2 separate regions of the Homo sapiens genome follow, and region 1 is linked to region 2. Evidence: chromatin contacts called from ENCODE Hi-C or POLR2A ChIA-PET data. All regions are on one chromosome and are shown on one strand. Each heading gives the region's core, a stretch centred on a gene start or an enhancer-like site at or near the end of the contact. The rest is flanking DNA. Distances are from core to core; before and after follow the strand shown.

What was found. Hi-C counts contacts between places; a loop is a spot of excess contacts on that map. ChIA-PET counts read pairs that join two places held with the same protein, here RNA polymerase II (POLR2A). Pooled maps may share reads with other maps.
Region 1: a loop to region 2 is called in a map of Right ventricle myocardium inferior, with 12 times the contacts of the local background. The contact joins two enhancer-like sites. A Hi-C loop is called at or near these places in 4 of 168 maps with a recorded cell type or tissue (Right ventricle myocardium inferior, heart left ventricle, heart right ventricle and 1 more) and 5 of 50 pooled maps. POLR2A ChIA-PET finds 5 or more read pairs at or near these places in 2 of 52 experiments (A673 and MCF 10A).

What each region holds. Positions count from the first base shown.
Region 1 is chr2:236,686,136-236,689,244 of GRCh38, reverse strand. No RefSeq gene overlaps it. Among named protein-coding and RNA genes, the nearest start is that of ACKR3, 120 kb to the right of the region's middle. Within about 2 kb of position 1,549, at least 4 of the 41 ENCODE cell types and tissues checked have a DNase peak (open chromatin) inside an H3K27ac peak, as active enhancers do.
Region 2 is chr2:236,510,991-236,514,474 of GRCh38, reverse strand. No RefSeq gene overlaps it. Among named protein-coding and RNA genes, the nearest start is that of DRC11, 5.3 kb to the right of the region's middle. RefSeq lists an enhancer at 1,122-1,191. Within about 2 kb of position 1,339, at least 2 of the 41 ENCODE cell types and tissues checked have a DNase peak (open chromatin) inside an H3K27ac peak, as active enhancers do.

The DNA.
Region 1 (3,109 bases), core at 300-2,799, 170 kb before region 2:
AACACAGGTCATATTTTGGAGTATGCAATCATTTGGATTCACGCCAATTCAAAATGCTCCACCTCAAATCCCCGTTCTGGGGCCCTCTCCACTTGAGAACAAGACATTCTTTTATCCTGGACTCACGACCAGGAGTCCCCCAGCGGAGCATCCTCATCACAGCAATTCCGTGGGCAGGGACAGGGTCCTTTCTGCAGGCACAGCGTCCACCACTGCCCTGTCTCCTGAGTCCCTGCGGGGCCCAGTGAAGAAGGAGTGTGTGCGATGTCTGCAGAGCCACGACAGACCCCGCCTGCGGCGGCAGGAGAAACCCTTTATTGGTAAAAGCAATACAACCCTTATCAAGTTTCGGCTGCTTCCTCCCATGGGAGGGAGGGCAGGGAGAAGCACCAGCTCCTGAGAAATTGGGTGCCTCCTCCACATCCTTCCCACCCCTCCCCACCCCCAACCACCATTTCAGGGCCCTCCCAGCACACACATCGCCCTGGAAACCAGAATAATTCCCCTAACAGCACACTATTCCCACGGCATTCAGGAACTCTCGGTGGAGATGTGTCGGGGACAATTGTGATTGTTTTTACAGATGAGGAAACTAGAAGAGAAAGAGCAAGTGTGTTTGCTGCAGTAAAGAGTCTCCATAATAAGCTGAGTTGCCACCGTGCCTCCTTTTAAACGAGCCTGGAAAAGTAAGAAATCAAATTCTCAGGACAGAGAAGTCAGGGGCTTATGGATCATTTCACCAAAGGAGTCAGCAGTGGCTCCATCTCAGTGGAGCTCTACCCTGATGCTCCTGAAAGGACCAAGCTCAGCCTCCAAGGGAGGGTGGGAGGGGACACACTCCCAGCCCCTGGCCCTCCCATCCTGCAGAACAGGCCAGATAGGGAAGCGGGAGGACGCAGCACACAGCTCCCGAAATTCAGGTCCCACACAAGCCAGCAGGCCGAGGCCAGGGACAGAGGCAGGGCCCGGGAGTCCCAGATCAACACACAACAGCCCTGATTCCAGAAGACTGGCAATGAGAGAGAAACAAAATGCCACCAGATACGTTTGCATTTATTCTAAGTGCAATTTGCAGACTTAGCTTTACCACCATAAAACCCCAAAAACAGGGTGGCATATTCTGGGCAAGCTCTGTAATTTTTTCTCCTGCAACCTCCCTGGTGACCCACAGGAAGCCATCCTTGCCCAGCAGGGTGTGGCCTGTCTCCTCTGTACCCACCCCCGTCCCCAGGGAGGCCCCCTCCCTGCTATCGTCACCAGTTACACTGAGACCCCCAGACCATTGACTCTGTGAATCCTATTCCAGAATCTTCCATCTGAGTTCTCCCTGCTTTCTGCCTTCATCCCAGACACCCACACCTGAAATCTGTCTTTGCCACACACTTCTGGGCAGAGCCTGCAGTGAGCTGGCACCGCACTGGCCTGCCCTGGCTCTGACCCAGCCCCCGCACTGTCCCGCCCTCTGCCCTGACTTCCAGCTCTGCCTGCCACCCTGTGACTGCCAGTTCCTGGTGAGAACGCCCCAGCCGCCTGGGACCCCATCCAAGCACTGACAAGCCCCACATACCCAGAAAAGGCTGATGGGATGGCTGACTTTCCCCTTCTCCACTTCCTGTCTGGAAATGGCTTCCCATTTAAGCCTGGAGGGAATGGAGGAGCTTCCATGCAGGCTGAGGAAGGCAGGTGGGCTGGGGGCTGCTGTGGGGCTGGGGTCTCAGGACGGTCATCAGATAGGCCCCAGGCTCACATCTCAGGACTCCTGTCCACCCAGGATGCACAAGTCCCACCTCCTCTTAATCCCCACTGGCATTTGGGACCGGGTCCTGCTTTCGCAAGCAGCTTGGCTTTGCCATCAGTTATTTAAAAGTGGACATTCCAGGTCAAACTTAAAGAGCCAAAAATGCTGTCCTCACATGCACACACAGATACACACATGCACACACATGGACACATGCTCACACATACACACACACACACACATACACAGATGAGGTGTGACAGTGGAGTGCTACATCCACCGAGTCAGGTGTGTTTCAGCCCCTTCCCAATCACCACTATCCTGTCATTCTGGGGGCACAGTGATAAGAAGCGTGTTGTGGTGAGAAGGACAGAGGCAAAGCGGGGTAGATGTGCCCTGGCCACACCTCCAGGGACAGAGGGTGCTGTGTCTTTATCAACAGATCACGACCAGCTCTGCTGGGAGCCAGTTTCTGTGCAGGCTGGGGTCCACTTATGAGCAGGAGGGGTCTGCCCTGTCCTCGTGGCCCCTCCAGGCTCACTGGAGAGGCAGTGACCAAACCCACTACCTGCTATGAAAAAAAGATGGGAGCCAAGTGGTGGAAAACCCAGGGGCATGGAAGCCCCATCTGGAGGGACTGCTCAGCCTCCACTAAGGAATGAAGCGGAGAAGAGGGCTCCTGCTCATTGGAGGGAGAGCTGAGGCAGACAGACCACCAGTCTCGTGAGCACAGATCCCAGGGCAGGAAACAGCTGGATGTGGTCAATAATAAAGAGAAAGTCAGCAGGTTCAAAACAGAAAGAGTGAGAAGAGGGGCCTGTGGGATGTTCAGATAAGGGGGCAGGGGCCCAAAGTTACAGGATTTAGCAAGGAGTTGGGATTTTATTCTTAATGCAATGCTGATATTTTGGAGGGCTTTGGGGAGTGGGGGTAGATAATGGGTTTTGTTGCAAAACGTCACCTGGCTGTCATGAGGGGACAGGATATAGTAGAACGGGGATCCCGGGCACATGGAGAAAGATGGAAAGGCATAAGGTCCATCTGGGCGTGGATGCAGTGTGTGAGGAACAGAGGGGACCATGGTTTGTTCTAAGGCCTCTGGCTGGAGCCACTGAGTGGATGGTAGGCTGAGGAAGACTGCAGGGCAACGTGGGCAGGGAGGCCAAAGCAAATGCCCCACTGCCCTGGGACTCGCCCAGAACATAGGAAGAGGAGGATAACACCAAGGCCATTTGCACACAGGAAATTCCAGCACCAGGGGCTCAGTCCGTGATAACTCAGCATGAGCAAGGGAGGCGGGGGTGCGGTTGGTAGGAGGCTGGCCACCCTCGTCCCCATGGATGTCTGGGTGGAGACTCCAGCGGGAGGCTA
Region 2 (3,484 bases), core at 90-2,589:
GTTCATCCATGCTATAGCATGTGTCAGAACTTCATTCTTCTCTACAGCTGTATGTTGTTCTATTTACATATACACCACATTTTGTTTATCCACTCATCTCTACTTCTTGTCTTTGAATTGTCCCCTGCCTCATGACCCTGTGAGCAATTATCTTGCTCACATAAACCTCCATAGTTTGAGGGTCGCCGTACAATTCAGTCCAAAGTTCTCGGCCTGCTATCAAGTCCATATAACATCTGGCCTGAGTCGATTCCCAGGTCAAAGGCAAATACTGGCTCTCGAACGAACATATCCCTGTACTTTTCCTGCTGCTCTACCTTTGCCGTGTTGTTTCCTTCACCTGGCATGGTCTCCCATTTCCTCAGGTCAAAGCCCCACTCACCTTTTACGTAGCTAGCTCTAATCCCACCAGCATAACACCTTCCACTTTCCCAAGGGCAAAGTAGCCCCTCTCTCTTCTAAACTCCCAAAAGACTTTGTGCTGTGACATTTAATCACCCCCTACCTTTATCTCTTCTACTCCACTCCCTGAAGGCTGAATTCCTATCAAAGGTTTCTTTTTCTATTGCACCACATTGAGTATTGTGATTGGCATAGTATGGGTGTCCATAATATTTGCCCAACTGAATTCATACATATTGAGAACACGGAGAAAAAAACATTTTCCCAGATACCTGGCAGTCTGATTATGAGGCTGTATAAAGACATGTACATTTGACATAAAATAAGGCATCAACTGTTTAGGACAAAAACATAGTAATTGTGGAAGAAATAGTGACCAATTTAGAGGAAATTATTTGAAAAGTGAATCAAAATAATGATTTGGACCTCAGATGCCTAGCAAGGTACACAGAATGGTTACTAAACAAGTAAGCTCAGAGTTTTCATGTAAGAAGAGAAAATAAGCTTATTAATATCACTCAGGCCTGGCAGGATGGGACCCTGGAATGGAACTGAGTAGGATAGAGAGACCAGGGTGGATGGAGCAGAGCTCTGGTCCTCCCTGGAAGCCCAGGACCTGCTCTGGCCCTTCAAGGAAGTAGCTTCTCCTTGGTGGATGTTAATGGTCAGTTCCATGGCCAGTGCTCTCCCGCAAGCTGCCAGGAGCCTTCCTGGGCAAGGTCTCAGTCCACTGTGCTTGGTATTTACAGCCTCATCTTTTGGTACAGTGTATTCCTGTCTTGTCATGCTTTAGTCTTACCGTTACTGGGGGAAATGGGAGGGGGTGTTAGCGAAGGAGGTGAGGAAGGAGCCTGGGTCCTTGGGTGAGAAGGTGGCAGCAGGAAGCATTGCATCCTCCCCACTTTGACTGGTTAGTGGCTGGCCTGCCACCGTGTGGCAGGAAAAGGCCCTGCTTCCTGTTGCAGCTTGAGTTGTCTTAGACCGAGGTGTAGACAGATGAGCTGCTTTGGGACCCTTTAACCCCGGTTCAGGCCTGGTAAAGAAACAAGTTCCCTGGTTTGGCTGAATTGTCATGGCATAATGAAAAAAACTACAGGAGAGAATTGTGCGGTTCTGAGTGACTGATGACTCATTAAAATAAAATAGGTCAGGTTCTGGCCCAGTGAACTTCATGTGATCACAGGAAATATTCCAGACCATTAAAATGATTTGTGAGTTTTTAGAAAAGGAAGCAGAGATAACAAGTATTATCATCTTGGATTTTCCAAAAACAAGACATGCCAGATCAGCCTAATTGTAAATTTCTGTAGTTACTAACATAATACATAAGGCAATGCTATAGCTAGGATATAGCTGCATATTACTGTGCGCTTGAAAATCCTTATCTCATGGATTTGTTGAGGGCAAGGAGGAATACAAGCCAGATGATAGCACAGCTGGCAGGTTTATAACTTGTGGATTGGTGCTAACTTGAACTCATTTCTGGTGCCATGCTGTGGGGCGCCCTGGCTTTGTCATTGAGAACATGTTTATCAATAGCATGGATCATTTGAGGGATGACGTGGAACTGGATGGGATGATGTATGCACTGAATAACAGAGGAGACATTCAGCAGGAGACACTGTAGGCAGTTTTGGGGGGTTAGCTGACTATGGGCATCATGAGTCATCGGTGTGGCGTGACCGCCCTACAATGGATCTAAGGTGTGGAGACTCAAGGAAGGGCCCCTTTTGCTACTTGATGAAATGCCTACCACCTCCCACTAGAAGCTTTTGTTTCATTGGTTTATGTCTGAAGGATGCTAAGTTGTGTTAACAGCATCACAGAGGGAAGGACAACTTAAAATCTTGTAATGTAGAAGAAGCTGAGGGTTCTTACTCTGTAACCAAGAGGACTTTGATTAGGGGCGGGGGGTGCAGGTGGACAGGTGGACATGGGCTTAAATTTTTCAAAGACTGCTCCCATAAAAGAGGGATTGGAAGCCGGGCACAGTGGCTCACGCCCGTAATCCCAGCACTTCAGGAGGCCAAGGCAGGTGGATCACCTGAGGTCGGGAGTTTGAGACCAGCCTGACAAACATGGAGAAACCCCATCTCTACTAAATATACCAAAAAAAAAAAAATAGCCTGATGTGGTGGCACATGCCTGCAATCCTAGCTACTCGGGAGGCTGAGGTAGGAGAATCGCTTGAACCCCAGGAGGCGGAGGTTGCCATGAGTCAAGATCGCACAAGATCTTGGCAACAAGAGCGAGACTCCGTCTCAAACAAAAAAAAAAAAAAGAGGGATTGGATTGTTCTGTTTTTCCCTGGAGCTTCAATGTAAAACCAAAGAGCAATAGTGAGAGTTTTCCGAAACCAGAATGGGCTTCCCAGAGGGGTCAGGCGCCCCTCTCACTGCAAGTGTGTTGGCAGAGAAGGGATGCTTAGGAGGTGGCAGGGTCCTGGGGGCTGGACGAATCTGAAGGAAGCAGATCTGACGACCAACCTGGAACAGCCCTTCCAGGCCTATTACCCCACGTGAAAATGCACGTGTGATGAGAAGCCTGTGTTCTGCTGAATGATCCCCTCCTCTCCTCCACTCCTGCAGGCAGAATTCTTCCTATCGGAGCCAACTTTTTTTCTATTGCATGGTGTTGAGTATTGTGTTTTTCACAGAACAAGTATCAATAAATATTTGCCCAAATGTCACATGTAGCAAGAAGACTGAGAAGACTAATTTCCCCAGGGACCTGGCAGTCTGGTTCTGAGGCTGTATGAATTATTAAATGTTGAGGATAAAGTAACCTTTTCTACTGTATCCATGTACCTAGGTAGCAGTGATTTTTCCTAAAGGATGGGTTGTTATGAGAACCAGCTTTTAGTAACATTTGTCTCGCAGAAAACCTATTTTTTTAAACAAATAGTAAGGTAGGTGTTGCTACCAACAAAAAGATAATAGGTGTGTTATCTTTGAATCCAGACTACCAGGTGACTTGAATACCAACTACATGATCATTTTGAGTATGGCTTTGGACATACCGTTGCTTAACTTCTCTGGGTTTCACTGAGGTCAGGAGTTCAAGACCAGCCTGGCCAAATGGT